Regions from separate parts of the Mus musculus genome. Here region 2 is linked to region 1. A link is a loop called in an ENCODE intact Hi-C map of the cell type or tissue named here. Cell type or tissue: heart. All regions are shown on one strand. Links, peaks and the distances in the headings refer to the core of each region. The heading gives the core; the rest is flanking DNA.

Region 1 (2,500 bases), core at 1-2,500:
GTCATCATCAGGCTTGGTGGTAAGCACCTTTACAAGTTGAGTCATATTGTTGGCCCACCTTTTCCCTTTTTATTTTGAGATCGGTCTCACTTAGTAGCCCAGTCTATCCTTGAACTCAATTTATAGCCCTGGCAGCCTTTGATCTTGGGAATCTCCTGCCTCAGCCTTTCCAAGTAACCGAGGTTCCAGGCCTGAGCCGTTAGGCCTTGTTTAAGTTATCTTCTATGAAATAACATTTCCCTGCTGCTGTCATTTTTGATAGACCTAAGGAAGTCTGGTATTGAAGCCTCCATTTATAGAGAAGGCCTCCGTGTTCCTTGTGTAATGATTTCTCAATGACATCTCTAAGCTTATCAGTCTATAGCACCCAGTGACACGCCTCTGTGTCTATGTGTATTTAGATATGCGGTGGGTTTCCATGGAAAGGACCAGAAAGGCACTCTTGGAATTTAGGAGAAATTCTTTAGATTCTCTTGATAAGTAATTTAGAATAAGAATCCAGACATCCCCTGAAGTCCAACTGTATTTGAAAAAAGCTAGTGCAATTGTTTTTCATTGTTTCCTCAATGTGTTATGATATTTTCCCAGACTCTGTGTCTTTAAAAGGCATAAGGTAATTTGATATTTGTGCTCAGAGGAAATCCTTCATATTTCTTAGAAACAAATTTGTTACGATTCCAGATTGGGTATGGGAAGAGATTTCTCAGAACTTTACTCACAGTACAAACAGCTTGCAGAGCTGCCAACAAGACGGAGTAGCAGGACCGTGTTATTTGCTTGTGTACTTTGTGGGATCTAAATGCTCTCCTTGAGACCCTGACGTGATACAAACATGAGCAGACCCAAGATTTAGAAGTCTCCATAGGACAGGCTTGGGATGTGAGCGTGTGTGTGTGTGTGTGTGTGTGTGTGTGTGTGTGTGTGTGTCTCAGAACATCTGACCACTCAGATGATAATGCACTACAGCTTGTCCAGTCTCTTGAGCGTTTTAAACTGCAAATAGAGACATGGTTCCCTTTCCCATGTCCTGTCATCCTGTATCTAATCCCCAAATGCAAATCCAAAATTAGTCCTAGTCAAGCGATGTCATTCTTGACTTCTGGTTTAATTTCGGGTCTGATCCATCCGTGAAAGGGGACCCATAATACCATGGGGGAAAGTATCTGATAGGCTCCTGAAGACATGGGGTCAAGTCTTCATCCCTTCATTACTAACTTTGGCAAGATACTTAAGCTAACTGAGCCTCGGTTTCCTGATTTCTAAAACAGGATTAACACCATCTGCTCTACTGGGTTGTTCTGGGGACTGACTGAACTTAAAGAGCCGTTTTCATGATTATCATTCGGTATCACAGCCACGGGAGCAGTCGGACTCTGTAATCCTGAGTCCACTCATGATTGTATCGTTTCATGTTCTCAAGGGGAGCATTTCGGTCCCACAAAGTACCCGAGCAAATAGACAGCACATTCTTGGCTACTCAGGCCAATTGGCAGCACTGCAGGCTGTTTCCAACGGTTGGAGTCACGCTGAGCGGTGATACGGGCTATGTTTGTATATGGCTTCTGTCACCCTCCACTTTATATTGAGTTTCAAGAGATAACAAGGAATTCAAAGATAAGTTTACTCTACAAAGAGGGCTTTGAGGAATGGATGCTGTTACTTACTTCTGCATTCGTTAGGAGCCCCTGTTCTGCCGTCCGCTGCCTCCCAGGGCCGGTCATTGTACAATGGTGCACAGTGCTGGCAGTGGCTGCCTGCTGTGTTGTGCTTACACATACACCTCCCGTGGACCTACAGACAACATTAAGTAAAGGCCGTGAGCAAAGGAGTAAGGCTGAGGGAGAAAGAAACCCTCCCTTCAACTTCTTCATACCCATTTATCTGTAAGGCACTAATTCACTTTTTTGAAGAAGTTAGCTAGCATGGGGGAAAAATTCTTTTAGTCTGTCTTGTGATTAACTCAAAGGAAGAAACAATACTTTTCCTTGACTATAGAATATATGGCTCCAGTGAGAAATTCTGCAGTATTGGCTAAGTATTTAAGTTAATTTTAATATCCTTAAATAAAAACATGCCTAGCACAAAATAATGCATTGTTACTGTAGAAAATTTAGAAACTTGTAATCTTTAAAAAAATTGATATCAACATTTGAAAAAATATATTCCTAGTGCCTTCAATGCAATGAAAGACCTTTTCTGCATAATATATTGGGAATATGTAATATGTAGCTAAGTGCTAGAGTGTGTACCCTTGGGTTCAATCCTTAGTACTCTATCAAAAAAAAAAAAGGAATATCTATGTACCTTTTAAAATATCCTTGTGTATAATCGAGTCTCTTGTAGGATAAGCAGTTTATTTGTGCAATCCCATACTTTCTTATTATAAAAGTATAAACTATTGATATATCTAGTGCTACCATGAATATCCCTATAACTAAGTATTTGTATAACTCTTTATTTCTCTTAAATATATTTCCTAGAAGTATAATTAATCAAAGGG
Region 2 (17,108 bases), core at 6,155-8,654, 65 kb before region 1:
TACCATGGGACCACATCATTAGAGAAGCTTGTAGGGTAACGTTTATGAAGTTTCGTTAATCAGCAAATACAGCTTTTTCGGTAGTGCAGGGCAAGTGTAAGATGGTGTTTCTTTTATGAAAAGCTGGATGTTCTAGGAAAAAAAAAACAAACAAACAGGAATCTACACGGGCCTAGAAATGTTGTTAAAAGCAATGGGGTGGACAAACGCAGGAGACAGTAATGTGGAGAGTCCATGATCTTGTGAATTCTAGCTGCTGAAGCTGGATTCAAAGCTTCCAAAGAAAGCTGTCTGACTTCTTTTTTTTTTTTTTTTTTGTTGGACAATAATTTATTGAGACCCCTCCCTCCCAGCCTCTCCAATTCCGGGGTCACTTTCTCCGTTTGTAGATCTTGTTTGCAAGTTCCATGAAGATGGATGGGGGCAGGGGCGCAGAGCACTGCTCTATGAGACTCTTGAGGTGGTTGTAACTGTCTTCCTCATACTTGAAGAAAGCAGACTGCAGATCCAGCGCCTCATACAGTGCTTTCACCCGAGCCACTTTTTCTGGGTCCTTCTGCCCATAATTCTCCTCTAAGATCTGGCACTGTTGAGGAGAGGCTCGTAGCAGACACTGAACCACCAGCCAGCTGCATTTGTTGTCCTGGATGTCAGTGCCGACCTTTCCCGTCACACTGGGGTCTCCAAAGAGATCAAGGTAGTCGTCCTGGACCTGAAAGAACTCGCCCATCTCCATCAGGATCTTCAGGGCATTGGCGTGTTCCTTCTCCCCATCAATGCCTGCCATGTACATAGCGGCCGCAATAGGCAGGTAGAAAGAGTAGAAAGCTGTCTTGTACTTGACAATCGATTTGTACCTCTTTTCAGTGTATCTACCAAGATCCACATGGCCCTGGGGTGCTGTCATGAGGTCTAGAGTCTGCCTGATCTCTGTCTGATAGGAACTCTGCAGAAAGCTCCAGCAGGTTCAGGTAGTAGGGCTGCTCCCTGCAGTAGAACTTCAGCAAACGATAGATGGAGGCTTCCAGAAGCAGAGCGTCGTTGATGGCATCTAAGCCTATGCCTGGCTTCTGATACCAGCAGATCTGTCCCCGGCGAGTGAGGGAAGAGTCCATGATGTCATCTGACACAAGGAAGAAAGCCTGGAGCAGTTCTACACACCAGCCCACTGTCAGGGCCTGCTGAAGACTCTCAGCATCCTGTTTCTTCGGCTCTACCAGCTCCTGGAAGGCTTGTACCACAGTCAAACCCCGGTTGTACTTGCCTCCTAAGGCATTGTACTCTAGGACCTCCTTGAGCCGGGCAATAGCATCCCCTATCTCTGGGTGTCCCAGCTCCTTCTCAGTCAGCACCTTGACGATCTGGGAGAAGTGCTGGATGAAATTCTGCTTTTCTTGGTTATAAGCATCCAATTTCTGGTTCCCATTCATTCTGACAGAGGAGCTAAATGCTCTGTTCTTCAACTCGGATTCTCCCGGGCAGCTGTCTGACTTCTGACTTATGTACTCAGCTAAGAAAAAGAACAACAGCAACAACAACACTACTCCAAATACAGAAAACACTTGGCCCATGCTTTCATTTCCCTAGAAACTGTTCCGTTGGTCTTAAAGGAGTTGAAGCAGTCCAGCAAACTTTTGGCCAAATGCAGTGTCACCATTAGATTCTGTATATCACACTTCCCAAAACAAGTGTCATGGAAGCTTTTGTAAGAGTAGCTTAGCATAGTAGGGCAGAATATACGTGTATACCCACGCATCCGTTATTTAGCTATTTCAGTGAATGCTTACTACACTGTCCTTTTTTGAAAAAAGTCCACAAGAACATTGGGTTGTATTGATCATCATCTGTTTGATAGTTGATAGTATTTAAAGATTTCAAAATAATTCTTTTTCATGAATGGATCAAGGTTGTTCTGTTTCAGATATTGCTTCTTCTTTCTCCTCCTCCTCATTTACATATTTATTTGTTTGTTCATCTACCCACCCACTCATTCATCCATCCATTTATCCATCCATCCATCCATCCATCCATCCATCCATCCATCCATCCATCCATCCATCCATCCACCTATCCATCCACCTATCCATCCATCCATGCACCCACCCACTCACCTATCCATCCATCCATCCATCCATGCACCCACCTACCCACCTATCTATCCATCCAGGCACCCACCCACTCACCTATCCAACCATCATCCATTCATCCATCCATCCAACCAACTATCTTTATTTTTGTCAGAGTCTCCTGTAGGGAGACTGGTCTTGAACCCCTAATTCTCTTGTGCCACCCTCCCCCCCCCACCCCCCGATGTTCAAGGTTTTGGGCTCAATGCTTGCCTTTTCTTGTGTAGTTTTGTTATTTCTCTGTACTTTAGGAAGGAGATGTAATAGCTATTATCTTTATTTTACTCTTCCTGGATGTTTGATTACTAGCCTCTGCCCTCAATATCCCTAATAATTTAGGGCAGGCAAACCAGCATGGCCTCCAGAGGGCGCTGGAGTCTCTGTGAAAACTCCCAAGTGGCCTAAGTTACCGAGACAGGCAGGTTGGAGGATTCCTGATTGGCATCCTAAGCTCTGCTCTGTCTCTTGAGTGTCAACTCCAGGGTTAGAGTCCCTGTTTCGTCCTTGGGGATATTACTGCCCCGCTGGACCTTGTCGGCAAGAGGGTGATGGTGGATCAGAACGCTTTCCTGAACGAACCTTTTCTCAGGATCCTAGCAATAGTGAGGCTCAGCTCTGTTGCCCCAGGGAGGGTACAGGACCCCCAAGGCGGTCTGGGCTCAGGGACTGTGGCCCGAGACAGATCCCAGAACACTCTAAAGTAGTTTTAGGAAGCAAGCTTTGACATCATCGTTGGAAAATACCAGGGCTTCAACTTCTAGTCCCGAGTAAGTGAAAAGCTGTTTTAAATCAACTCAACTCAAGAAAGCCACTGCTGACCTTGTGCCCTCAACTTTGTGAACTAAGAAACGTTCATATGGAATAGCTGTCATTAATAAGGGCGAGCCAAAGGTTAGTAATGCCCAGGGGATGGCTTTCATTGTTCTGTAGTATTTGTTTCCCTTCTATGACATTCAGTGGCTAAGGGAACCACGTGGTTCTAGTATGTGGTCTGGGAGCCCATCACTAATGGCATTCTTGGAACAGCAGTTGGCCTTACCGAGAGAAATCCTTGTGGGGGGTTATAAAACGTCAAGGTTATAAACTTCATGGGGTTCTCAGGCCAAGGAGGAATTTTTATTAATTCTTTAAATGCAAATGCCCAGCAAAATCTCCACCTGTCACACCCCCTGCAGAGCTCCAGGTAGGAAAGAATTGCAACCTTCTCAGCTGGGGGCCAGGACTGGGGAAAACCTGATCGCTCAGAGAAGAGCTCTGCTGTCAAATAGTTCAGTGGAAAAGGCTGCTTTAGACCCAGTTCCTTCCCTCCAAGAACTGTATCAAACAGACGTAAAATAGAGGAATCCCTCTATCTCTCTAGCACTCCATGGTGGGACACGGTTCATAATGAAACCCACACGAACCCTGGCAGGCACCCAGGGTGGTAGGTAAATTGTTAACTATTTTCTGACGACAGTAAATTGTGTGTGATTTAAAGCAAAACCTCTTCACTTTAAATCTGTGCCTCACAGACTTATCTCAGATGTTCCTGCATACTCCCACCAAGAGTACAACTATCTGGTCTCCATTATTTTTTTTTGTATATAAGGAAGAAATGTCTAGCTATAGAAAAACAAATCGACATGTGCCAATCATCTTCATATTCTGACCGAGGACATATTGGGTTGTTTTCAAAGATCTGTCTGTCTTCTTATGATCAAGTCAGTATTGTACAAATTTCACATTTTATCATGTCCCTGTAAGCGGGCCTGTGTGCTTTTGTTTATAATGCATATAGAGAAAGCTGCAGGCTAAAGGAGCTATTCTGTACCAGTGTGTCCTAGTCTAAGGCAGTGGTTCTCAACCTTTGGGTCATGAACCCTAGGGCGGTTAAGTGACCCATTCATAGAGGTCACATATCAGATACTCTACATAGCAGATAGTTGCATTATGATTCATAAGTGTAGCAGAAAAATTACAGTTCTGAAGTAAGAATGAAATAATCTTATGGTTGGGAGCACCACAACACGAGAAAAGGTCCCAGCATTAGGAAGGCTCAGAACCACTAGTCTACAGGCTGAAGGTTCGCCACCCTATGTGTGTGCATTGTGCATTGTGTATAAACACATAAACATATGTTTGGTCAGTTTTTCTCTCCTCCTCCTCCTCCTCCTCTTCCTCCTCCTCCTTCTTGAAGTTCTATGTAACCCTGACTGGCCTGGAATTTGCTGGGCTCCTTCTGCGGGTGGCTCCTGAGTGCCGAGGTTATGGGTATGTACCACGAGAGGACACCCGAATAGCATCTCTTTTACTCACCTTTGAATCCTCAGTGTTTTACCTCGGTGCCCAAAGTAGACATTCCACAAGTAAGTAAGCAAAGGAATGCACATGCTTTTCTTTTTCAACGTATTTATTATTTACTTGCTTATTTGTGTGTGTCTGAAGACAACTCTGTGGGTAGGAGCTGGTTCCCTCCTTCCACCTGTAGTCTATCTGTTGTCTTGATGTTTACTCCAGGCTGAGTGGCCCACAAACTCCTACGAGACTCTCCACCTCCTCCTCCTCCTCTCCTCCTCTCCTCCTCCTCCTCCTCCTCCTCCTCTCCTCCTCCTCCTGCTCCTCTTGCTCCTGCTCCTCCTGCTCCTCCTCCTCCTCCTGCTCCTCTTGCTCCTGCTCCTCCTGCTCCTCCTCCTGCTCCTCCTGCTCCTCCTCCAGCTCCTGCTCCTCCTGCTCCTCTTGCTCCTGCTCCTCCTCCTCCTGCTCCTCCTGCTCCTCCTCCTGCTCCTCCTCCTGCTCCTCCTCCTGCTCCTCTTGCTCCTGCTCCTCCTCCTCCTCCTGCTCCTCCTGCTCCTCCTGCTCCTGCTCCTGCTCCTCCTCCTGCTCCTCCTGCTCCTGCTCCTGCTCCTCCTCCTGCTCCTCTTGCTCCTGCTCCTCCTCCTGCTCCTCCTCCTGCTCCTCCTCCTCCTCCTCCTCCTGCTCCTCCTCCTGCTCCTCCTCCTCCTGCTCCTCCTCCTCCTGCTCCTCTTGCTCCTGCTCCTCCTGCTCCTCTTGCTCCTGCTCCTCCTCCTGCTCCTCTTGCTCCTACTCCTCCTGCTCCCCCTGCCTGCTGCTCAGTGCTGGGACTAAAGACATACACCACTGGTGCTGAGCGACTTTTCATCTTCTTTTTTTCTTTTTAAAGATTTATTTATTTACTTATTTATTTAATGTATATGAACAGATGGTTGTGAGCCTTCATCTTCATGTGGTTGTTGGGAATTGAATTTTTAGGACCTCTGCTCCTTCTGGTCAACCCCGCTCACTCCAGTCAACTCCTCTCACCCAGTCCCTGCTCGGTCCAGCCCAAAGATTTATTTATTATTATACATAAGCACACTGTAGCTGTCTTCAGATGCCCCAGAAGAGGACGTGAGATCTCATTATGGGTGGTTGTGAGCCACCATGTGGTTGCTGGGATTTGAACTTAGGACCTTTGGAAGAGCAGTCAGTGCTCTTACCTGCTGAGCAATCTCGCCAGCCAGACTTTCCGTCTTCTTGATGGCATTACTATTTCTCTGTGGTGGGAACCTTTGAACTCCTCTCTTCTGGCTTTTCATTTATTTTTAAGATTATAAATAATTACATCATTCCTCCCTTCCCTTTTCTCCCCCCTCCCCGCCCCCAATCTTCTGGTTCTTTATAAGACATGAATTATAGACTGGGCTGGTGCCACACTCTTAATCAAAATTTAGCTAAAACCCAAGCTTAAAACAAAAGATTCAGGTATTCAGGTACAAGCAAACACCTCCCTGAGCAGTTTCCTAGCCTAGCCAAAGGGAGGCTAAATCCCTTTGAGAGGAAGCCTAGTCATCTGAGCAGCAGGTAGCTAGCAGAAGAAGAACCTCTGTGCACAAGCCAGAGCTAAATGCAGCAGCAGTGTGATCCAGAGCTGGGGTGGGTAGGCTCAGCTCCCACTAGGTACTCCCAGGTGTGAGGCTGGGCTCTCACGGAAGGGCAAATAATGGCTCCAACCCAAAACCAGGCAACAGCACCCTTCTAGACTGAGCCTAAGGGGTGGTGTCAGCTACCATGTCTTATGGTGACACCTCAGCTGCTCAAGAAGTTGAGGCAGGAGGATCAGGAGTTTGATGCCAGCAAGTTAGAGAGACCCTATCTCCAAGAAAAGGAAGAAGGAGGAGGAGGAGGAGGAGCAGCAGCAGTTGCAGCAGCATTCCCAGTTCAGGAGGAAAAAAATATATTTATATATTTATATATATATAGGTATAAGCCATAGTGACCCTACTGTATATTAGAACATTGGTCTCCATTTTCCTAGGTAACTGTATTTAGACTTCTTCAGTATATTCAAGTGTTGGCCTAAATGTGAAACATAAATTTATTTAAAAGCATCATTAAATTTACATTTTTGTCAACATGATTTCTTTCTTATGCAGCAAAATAAAGATAATAGGACTGATGGCACGGACCATCAGTCTCAGCACTGGGGAGGCAGAGCAGGTGGATCTCTGTGAACTGGCACCCAACCTTATCTGCATAATGAATTCCAGGACTGATAGGTTTATGTAGAGAGACCCTGTCCCCCATCTTACCCAACCCCCGCTCCCCAAAACAAAGAAACAGAAAAACCAAGAAAAAAAAAACATAAAAATGACTACTTTCATTACTATGGTAGTTTATTTTGTTTCTTAAGCGGGTTTCATGTATCCCAGGCTAGCGTGGAACTCATCATTATGTTATGAAGATGACCTTGAACTCCTGACCTTCCTATCTTTTTGAGACAGAGTTTAGCTCTATAGCTCTGGCTGTCCTGAACTCACTGTGTAGACCAGAATGTCCTCAAACTTGCAAAGCTCCTCCTGTCCCCTTAGGGCTGAGGGGACAATCATATGCCACCACGCACAGCAGCTGAAGATGATTTCAACTGTGCAGGACTGTTGGCTTGCTCAATATGACTTCTTTTGATACAAGTAAGAATGGGTTGGTTTCAAAAGTAAGTTTGGAGCCACACGTGGTGGCACAGGCCTTTAATCCCAGTGCTAGGTAGGCAGGGGAGGGCAGACCTCTGTGAGTTGGAGGATCTCTGTGGGTTCGAAGCCAGCCTGGTCTACATAGTGAATTCCAGGACAGCCTTGCGACTTAGTGAGACTTTGTCTCACCTCATCTTTCCTCCGACCAAAGAGTGATATTCTATTTCTCTCCCTCTACTCAGTTCCCCAACACCCCAGAATATGTCCTGCCCTCTTGACCTCTTCTTAACTACTCCCCATATAGTCATGTGTGGTCCAGTGTAGAAGAGAGTTCAAGTTGTACCCCTCAGTCATATGTGAGCCTTAGACAGCTTTAAAGCCCAACGTTCTATCCTTCCTTCCTTCCTCCCTCCCTCCCTCCCTCCCTCCCTCCCTCCCTCCCTCCCTCCCTCCCTTCCTTCCTTCCTTCCTCCCTCCCTCCCTCTCTTCCTCCCTCCCTCCCTCCTTCCCTCTCTTCTTTCTTTTTCTTTCATATTATTGAAGACTAAACCTAGACCCTTACATATCCTAGGGCCTAGGCAGATGCTCTACAGTGCAGCTGTATCCCCAGCTCCTTACTGTTTCTCTTCCCTCTCTTTTCTTTCTATGTGTCTTTTTATCAGACATGTGAGGCATACCCTAGAAGAAAACAAAGCAAAGCCACACTCTGTCCCGCCTGCTTTCCCCTACTCCCTCTTTTCTCTCCATGGCTTTGCTGTGACTATTATCTGAGTGACTATTGACTTCCTTCCGGGATTTTTTTTTTTTCAGAGTGATCCATCTTCATTAAAGGTTGCACGCCTTTCCACCAGACTCCTGGCTTTACATTTTGATGAATAATTATTATCCTTAGAACACAGTGGGCCGCTGCGAGGTCACACTCTAATGAATGCCAGAGGAGGATTGACTACCGAGAGAAACACAGAAAACAAAACGAGCCGGTTGGCACTGCCAGCCCATACTTGGCTGCCTCCTGTGTTTCCCTGATTACCAGAGCCAGAATTAGCTGTGAGTGGGAGGCCATGCTTTTTTTCCCCGTAGCTCCCACTCCATGTTGATTCACATGGGCCATTTCAAAAGGATCCACAAGTCCAAAATTATTTGTAATGAACACAAATACTTCATTTCTAATTTTGGTCTTTTATTAAGGTCTACAAAGGAATTTGTGTACTTGATAGTTAAATAAAGTATTATGGGAACTAATATCTAAATTTGACTCTTTTGACCTGCTCCCAGGAGTCCTTTCTTAGATGTAATATTGAAAGTTTAGCTCCTTGGAAGTTGTTTTCATAAGTGATGCCTTGGTCAAACCTTCTCATACCATGGCACGGAGTCAAAAAGAGCTGCTTTGACCTGTTTGTTTTTTTCCCCCAACCTCATTTCAAAAAAGTTGCTTCTGTTTATTCAAAATTTATCTGTATTTTTATAATTCCTTTGACTCTTGTTCTAAGAATTATCTAAAAGAATAAATGTAAACCATCTAGCCCTACCTGGGAGTCCAGAGCTGAGCTTAGCAAGACTGACCCCATTAAGAGGCCAGTGCTCAGGCTGGTGGAGACCTTCCACACTGAAAGCCACCTATTCATTTGTCCCGTCCTTTTCAGCAACACAGGAAATGCCCATGCCATTTCTTACCAGCAGGAAACAATGCTGATTTTTCTTTTACGGAAAACAGGAAACTCTATTGGTCATTATCTCACATAAATCATCTACATTCATACTCCATGATAGGCTGTAGAGAATTCTGGGATAGTAGAAAGACCTCTGGTCATGTGATCTGTTTCCACAATAGCCCTTTATACTCATGTTAAAGAGTCTAAGTTTACTCTTGGACATCTTCTTACAACGTGGCATTTTCCCTTCTGGAGTTTCCCACCTCCCTGGTGGGGAACAGAAAACATTCCTTTCCTCTCCAAAAGCCCTTGAAAAGTGTCCATAGTGCACGGGTTATACTTGCTGTCCTGCGCATATCGAGGACACTACTGACTGCCATCAATACACCACTGCTTTCTCCTACAACTTTCAGATAAAAGGAGACATGGAGGAAGAAAGGTGTCTTAGTCAGGGTGTTCTTGCTGTGAAGAGACACCCCAACCATAGCAACTCTTATAAAGGAAAACATTCAAATGGGGCTGGTTTACAGTTTCAGAGGTTTAGCCCCTCATCATCATGGGGTGCATGAAGGCAGCATGGTGGCATGAAGGCAGACATGGTGCTGGAGAAGGAGCTGAGAGTTCTACATCTTGAGCAGCAGAAGGAGATTGTTGCACACTGGGCATAGCTTGAGCATCTGAGATTTCAAAACCTGTCCCCACAGTGACACACTTCCTACAATAAGGCCACATCTATTCCAAGGAAGCCACATCTCCTGACAGTGCCACTCCCCATGAGCTAAGCATTCTAACACATGGGTCTATGGATGTCATTCCTATTGAAAGCACCACAAAAGGTTGACTTGATTTCAGGGCTTGTGCCATGCTTGGTTGGCACCATAGCTTTTGAACCTATGGCAAGGGAGAACAAATCGTGGAGTCGGGCAGCGGAGGGAAAGGTTTATCTCATGGAAGCACATAAACAGAGAGAAGGGTTCATAGAGCCCAGGACATCCTTCAGGGGTACATCCCTAGACACCCCAGCTCCTCACAGTAGGCCCTCTAAACGTTTTATCACCTTCCAATCACACCACAGGCTACCACTCAACCCTTTACTACAAGGGTTTGGGAGAACACTCCTCCAAATTATAGCTCGTGCCTGCTTCAGCTCTTGATTTGGCCGAGAACAACTATGAGAAGTACTTTTGAGACAAACAGGAAATTAAACACTGGCTAGATGATATTAAACTATGACTGTTAGTTTTGCCAGATATGGTCATTGTACTGGAGTTATAGTAGCCAGAACCACTCTCTATTAGGGAGATAAATAACTACTTAGAGCTGAAATGATTTTAAAAAGTTCGATATTTGCCTTAAAATATTCCAAAAAGAATAAAATAAGATTGGATAAATGATAATTGTTTAGAAAAATAATTTTTATGTGAATAAATGTTTTGTCTGTCTGTATGTCTCTGTACCACATGCATGCCTGGTGCCCATAGAGCCTAAAAGGCGGTATCAGATATTTTGAAACTTGAGCTACAGATGGTTGTAAACCACCATGTGGGTGCTAAGAATTGAGTTTGGGTCCTTTGGGAAGAGTAGCCAGTGTTCTTAACTGTTGAGCCATCTCTCCAGCTCCAAGGATAAATCCCAATTATTAAAGCTATGAATAGTGAGATTCATTACATTATTTGCTTTAATTTTACATATGTTTTAAAATGGCACAAACTTTTGAAAAAGTTTGAAAAGGATTAAAAAGTTTATGTATCTTTATTGTTGTGATTGTGTGTGGGTGCTTGCACATACATGAGTGTACCCCACGTGGGCCAGAGGAGTGGGATCCCTGGATCTGAAATTACAGGTGATTTTGAGTAATCAAGCAGGTGCTGGGATTTGAACCTAGGTCCTCTGCAAGAGCCGCCAGTCCTCTTAACCACTGAGCCATCGCTCCAGCCCAAGACAGTTTTTGTTTGTTTGTTTTGTTTATTAGAAAAAGAACATAGCCTTTATTTTTTATTTTATTTTATTTATTTTTCTACTAATACATTACTGTAATAGAAACAGAGAAGATATACTATGCAGTCAGGGTCTCACCTATTGGACTGGCTGGTTTTGTGTGTCAACTTGCCACAAGCTGGAGTTATCACAGAGATAGAAGCCTCCCTTGAGGAAATGCCTCCATGAGATCCAGCTGTAAGGCATTTTCTCAATTAGTGATTAAGGGTGGGAGGGCACACTGTGGGTGGTGCCATCCCTGGGCTGGTGGTCCTGGGTTCTATAAGAAAGCAAGCTGAGCAAGCCAGGGGAAGCAAGCCAGTAAAGAACATCTCTCCATGGCCTCTGCATCAGCTCCTGCTTCCTGACCTGCTTGAGTTCCAGTCCTGACCTCCTTTGGTAATGAATAGCAATGTGGAAGTGTAAGCTGAATAAACCCTTTCCTCCCCAACTTGCTTCTTGGTCATGATGTTTGTGCAGGAATAGAAACCCTAAGACATATGTTATTTTTAATAATAAAGCAACCCAATACATGACTAAAGCAGGATCTTTCTATATTTTATTAGTAACTATTACGTTTCAGGTGATTTAGAAATCATGACTCTGCATGGCAGGTCATATAATTTCTCTTGTGTTTAAAGAAACAGAATTTCCCGGATCAAAACAGGTAGCACAATTAACAGTGCCAGCGAAGCCTGAGGTTTGGACACACTCTTGTCTAAATCCAAAGGCCATGCTCTCTCTCTCTCTCTCTCTCTCTCTCTCTCTCTCTCTCTCTCTCTCTCTCTCTCTCTCTCTGCCACCCAGCCTCTCATTCTCTTGGTATTTGGGGCCTTGTTAACTATTGGCAGCTAAGTCAACTACTAATTAGAGTAATTCTCCGAAAATGTTAATCAGAGCATGTTTCTTTTCTGCAGAAAAATTTCCAGCTCGCACGGAGTCGAATCCAAACGGCTGCAGAGTTTTACAGTGCCTTTCTGGGGTTCCCTCCCTCTTTGGCACCGTATTCTGCTTCCTTTCTTTCAGCTTCCTCTTTGCTTGCTCTGCTGTGGCCCCGCTAACATCTTAAATACTTCCCACAACGTATGGAGCATCCTGCTTCTGTTCATGCCGTGGTGTTTACTCTGCCCACTTTCTTCTCCTTCTTCTCAGTCCTTCAGTCTCTGTTCCAGTCTTTTCCTCGGAGAAGACTCCCTGGCCATCCCTATGAAATTGCCCCTCCCATATCGCGTTCCCTTTGACTCTCTGCGCCTATCATTGATTGACAGCTGAGTGAATTTACTTGTCCATCTCTCTACAGTTTAATGCAGACCGGCAGGGATGGGGGGGTGTACTTATTTTTTACTTCTATATTACTCTAGCACCTAGTATAATAACTGGCACATCATAGCTGCTCAATAACATTTGTTATATCATTGGATAGTTTGCCTTCATCAGCTGACCTGGCTCTCTGTGTGACATAACCCCATGCCAGGCAACCTATGAGACCGGAATGGAATCATCAGTAGGGGCAGGCAGAGCTCTCTGATCCTGTTTTAAGTCGTGGATATTGCTGGGGGGTGAAGGTGGGGGGGGTAGGGAGTGAGGGGGTAGGGGATGGCGGGTTGGGGGGAGGGTAGTTTGCGGTCTACTCACAACATATCTCCTTGTATGATATATGAGCAAGTTTCCTAGTTCTGTTTGGTCTTAATTTTATCATGGGTAAAACAGATACAACAACTGTTAGGTAACTACGTAGGGAATTAAGTTAGACACTTCGATCCCCCTTTCAGGCTAAGTAGAGAACTCCCTCCTCAGCTCCATCACCGGCCTTTGCTTTCCCAATCCCAGACAGCTGATTAGTCAGCCAAGGGCTCTGAAAGGCCTTTGGCTAGGAACTCAGGATTTATGAAAGCCACTGTTTCTCTCTTTCCCATCCGAGCCTGTAGATGACAGGGGATAGCCTCTCTGATTTATTGAATTAGCACTGCCAGTGTGGCTTTTGGTGCCAGATGAACACTTCCCAGTTTGATAAGAATCACTTGATAATGGGGATTAGATATAAAGATGACAGCTGGATCTTTCACGTTCTTCTTCTTCTTCTTCTTCTTCTTCTTCTTAACCCAACCCCTCTGCCGTGCCAAACATTTACACAAAGACTTAGTGTTCTCACACTTTTCTAGGACTTAACAAATTCATTATTTTTATGATGTAACCTCTAAACACTAAGAGACATTGGCTAGGAGTTAAAGTATTTTTTTAATGGAGCAAAAAAAAGAAAATGGATGTATTGGTAAAAACAATGTTTTAATCCCATGCAGTTTTGATTTCAGGTTGAGCGGAGAGTAGACCAACCACAGGAATGTACATTAACAAAAGGAATAAGCTAATTAAATAGTGCACAAACGTTGTATTGTCTGGGTATTAGTGCTCGAAGGTCAGGCCTTAGTTTACAATGGCAAAGGGGAGGACTATTAAGGGAGGATTGTTTGATGAGGATCTTTTTGTGCCACAAGTTATGCGCAGGTTAAGATAATCAACACTCGTCCCCCCACCTCTGTGAATAGAATCATAAAGAAGAGAAATCTGTGCTTTGCATGTTTCTTGAATACTGCATTTTGCCACTTAGCTCACAGGATCTCGGGCAGAGGGATGGAGGCAGAAGAAGAGATGTGCTTTCACCGGGGCTGAGATCAGGAGTGGATGGTCGAGCCAGGTCGCTATAATAAGGAAGACAGGCTGGCCCTGGTTCCTGGGTTTTAAGACATCGCCAAAGAGAACACACACAAGCATGATACCATGTGTACCTTTCCCCTGCCATCTTTAAACAAATACAGCAAACAGGTCCAAAAGCCCAAAGGTGGGTCTGGCGCAAGAAGCTGCGTTTCCTGGTGACGGTACTCTGTGTCTTGGCATTTAGTCTGTGTTTATGGTCAAAGCAGCAGACATGAGGTAATGAAGCAAAGATGGGGAACACACAGTAATCACCATACCGTAAAGACACTGTGTACTCTGGGCCTTTTTTTTTGGAGGCTGGAGGAGGCTGGACTGCATCTGCTTTGGGTCCTTTGGTGGCCAAGGCTTACTCTACTCATCTGTCCATAATTGCCCAGTGTTGCACCATAGCTACTGGAGGGCAGTGAGAGCCGAGAAAAGCAGATGATGTAATCAACCTGTCAGGGATACCTGTCAGGACTGGTGGTGATAGCCGCCAATGCCAGGAACTCCTTAGTCTTAGACACGAGGCGCTCAGTACTTGTTCAGTGTCTGACTTTTACGTGGGCACAGGTCACGGGTTCTGTCTTAGTTGCTTTTCTCTGTAGACCAGGTTGACCTTGAACTCAGAGATCCGTCTGCCTCGGCTTCCCAAATGAAGGGATCAAAGGCGTGCACCACCGCTCCCTGGCTTTTCTTGGTTACTTTCTATTGCTGTGACAAGACACCATGACCAAGGCAACTAATAGACTGTTAATTGATGTACGTTGAAGGAACAAAGGCATGGCAGCCACAGCTGAGAGCTTACATCTTGATCTATAGGCAGGAGGCAAAGAGTGTGTGTGTGGGGGGGCGTGGACAAGGGGGTGTGTTAGGGGGAATGGTTTGAGTCTTTTGAAGCCTAAAAGCCCACCCCATGTAACATACTTCTTCCAACAAGGCCACACCTCCTGAAATTTCCCAAACAGGTCCACCAGCCAGAGACCAAGTATTCAAACATTTGAGCCCACGAGGACCATTCTCATTCAAACCACCACAGGCTGGGTTCCTTTATCGGCAAACCTCAGTGGGTTTTAGGTATGCTTTGGAACTGAGATGTCTGTATTTGTAAACATGCTCTTGTTTCATCTACAGGGGAGAGTAGGAGCTGGTGTCATGGAGCAAAGGCTATAATAACATAAAGGGATGTATGACTGAGGGAGAGTCGGTGAGCCCATTTCCTCCCTCGGGGACCCAAAGGATTGTGTGTAAGTGACAGCTTTGAGTGTGTGTATGCAAATTTGTCTGGATACCTTATTAATTTGTTAATTCAAAAGTTATTACCTTCATTTATATTTGTGTGCACATGTGTGTGTGCATGCCTGTATGTGTATGCACATATATGTGTGTGTTTTGTGTGTATGCACATGCCACAGTGCATGTGTGGGACTCCCAGGTTTAGGACTCAGTACCCTCTGAGCCATTGTTTTTGCCTCCTATAGTTTCTGTAGGGCCATAAGTGAGTTTCATTTAAAAGGATTCTCTTGGTGGTTCATGAGTCTAAACCTCAGCGTTTGGGGTAGTAAGAGAATCGAGAGTCCAAGATACCCAGTGAATATGAGGGCAGACTGGACTGCATGAGTCCCTGTTTTCAAAAGGCAAAATTAAGTTGGCTAAAAAAAAAAAAAAAGATTCTCTAGGAAAGTTATGAGACACTATGTCGAGTTACAGTGTGACAGAGGTATGGCAGAGTAACCCTAAGAAAGCCTACCAGGAGGTTAGTAATGAACTGTGAGGGCAGCAAAGATATTAGTGGGCAGAAGCTTTGCAGCTCAGCACAGCCATGGCTGAAGAGGACAGTGTGACATGCCAGACAAGAGACTCTGGTTCCTGCCAGGCAACAGCAATAACGTCTGGCTATCGCACTCCAAATAAAATCTATAATGAAATGGTCAGAGGGCAAAGACCAGGGCTAACGCAGTTCCTGAAGATGCCTGATGTCCCACAAAGTAAAGGCAGAGTAGAGACACTGGATAAAGGGGGACATAGTTTCCGTGATAGAGATGCAGTGCTGGGGGAAAGACTTCCAGCCAACAGCCTTGGGAAAAGGAGAGCCTGTTGAGTTCAGGGAGACAAATATTTACGGAGCGAGCGTGAGACGGGAGAATGAGTAGCTTCCCACTTTACCAAATCCTATCCTTTGTTAAAAGCAAAATGGAGACAGAGCAGAATTCTGTGTGTGCGTGCATGTGTGTGTTTGACTTGACCACTGAAACTATTTCTCCCCAGACTTCCTCCATTTTTCCAGTTAGCCAGACAACTGTCAGACAACAGGAAAAGAGCATACATAGCAACCAAAGAGGTATGTGTTATAGGAAAAAAAAAAAACCCATGGTTCTAGGAAATCAAAGAAAATCCTAGAATAGATCTAATAATGGCTTCTCAATTTTAATTATAGCTCACATCAAGAAACCTTCACATTCTAGAAACACTACCTGCTCATCTTTCTGAAGATCTCTCAGAAGCTCAGGCGTGAGAATGTAGGGGGTGGGGGGAAATCCAAAGTAAATTACTATGTAACAGTACTACTGAGATTTCATTATATGAGACACATATTGGCATATTTCCTTTATTTTTTTAATTTTTAATTTTTTTGTGGGGGGGGGGTCAAGACAGGGTTTCTCTGTATAGCCCTGGCTGTTCTGGAACTCACTCCATAGACCAGGCTGGCGGCGAACTCAGAAATCTCCCTGCCTCTGCCTCCCAAGTGCTGGGATTAAAGGCGTGCACCACCACCGCCTGACCGGCATATTTCCTTTAGACGTCTTGGAAATGGTACAAAATGAGCCATATTGTGGATGTGGTTATCGCTTGTTCACAACGTCTTGTCATTTCAGTCCCAAGCTAGAGTCACTAAAAGGACCAAAAGAGCTATTCAGTAGGACCAACATTTGAATTAAGTGCGAAGCCCCTCAGATGTGCTGGAAATGAGGAGGTTCATGGGAGCAAGAACAAAGCCTATGCCAGCTGGTGAGGACTGTTAGCATGTTCTAAATTCATCAATTTGTGCTGGGTTGTGACCAAGTCTGCAAGAGTATACAAAGGTGGGGCGGGGGAGCAGAGCTGCAGGGGACAAGGCTGGGAAGAACCTCACACCACCAAGCTGCTCAAACTGGTTAGACCTTCGTTTCCCACTGAGTGTTGTCCGTGAGTAGAAATGTTTTCCTATGTGGCAACAGACGGGATATGATACTTCTACTCCCGCTAAGTGAGTATGCTGAGCTGGGGAGTAGGGCAAAGCATTATCATAAATCTACTGAAGCCAGCCGGGCCAAGAAGTGGGAAGCAAGGTGCCAGTAACTACAAGCATCCTGTTTAGTGTAAAGGAACTGATGTTTATGGGTGGCGGATTTTTTTGTCTGCATGCAGTACTCGTGGTGGCCAGGAGAGGGCATTGAATCACAGGGATCTACAGGCATGGAGGCTTGTGAGCGATTCTGGGTACTGGGAATGGAATCCAGGTTCTCTGGAAGAGAAACCAGTGCTCTTAACCACTGAGCCATCCCTTCAGCCAGACAGTTTCCTTTTGAAATATTCTCCTCTTCTGTTCCTTTCATATTCCCTTACTTATTCTCCAGTTCTATTTGTTACTCTCTCCAATTATGTATATGTATATGTATATGTATATGTATATGTATATGTATATGTATATGTATATGTATATGTATATGTAT

What was found. Peaks named below come from ENCODE experiments on the same cell type or tissue, not always from the same donor. Only the 100,000 strongest peaks of a DNase experiment are listed, where the experiment ranks them.
Region 2: a loop joins it to region 1, with 2.7 times the contacts of the local background. A loop is called at or near these places in 1 of 42 quality-filtered maps.

Annotation. Positions count from the first base shown.
Region 1 is chr10:93,706,569-93,709,068 of GRCm38, reverse strand. It overlaps Ntn4 (netrin 4), which reads right to left. Exons shown (of 10, transcript NM_021320.3): 4 at 1,665-1,791. Among named protein-coding and RNA genes, the nearest start is that of Gm15915, 24 kb to the right of the region's middle. In heart, for the core only: no CTCF peak of the experiment used is centred there; a DNase peak (open chromatin) is centred at 1,508; H3K4me3 peaks cover 776 bases.
Region 2 is chr10:93,762,982-93,780,089 of GRCm38, reverse strand. It overlaps the pseudogene Gm3571. Among named protein-coding and RNA genes, the nearest start is that of Gm26239, 36 kb to the left of the region's middle. In heart, for the core only: no CTCF peak of the experiment used is centred there; no DNase peak of the experiment used is centred there.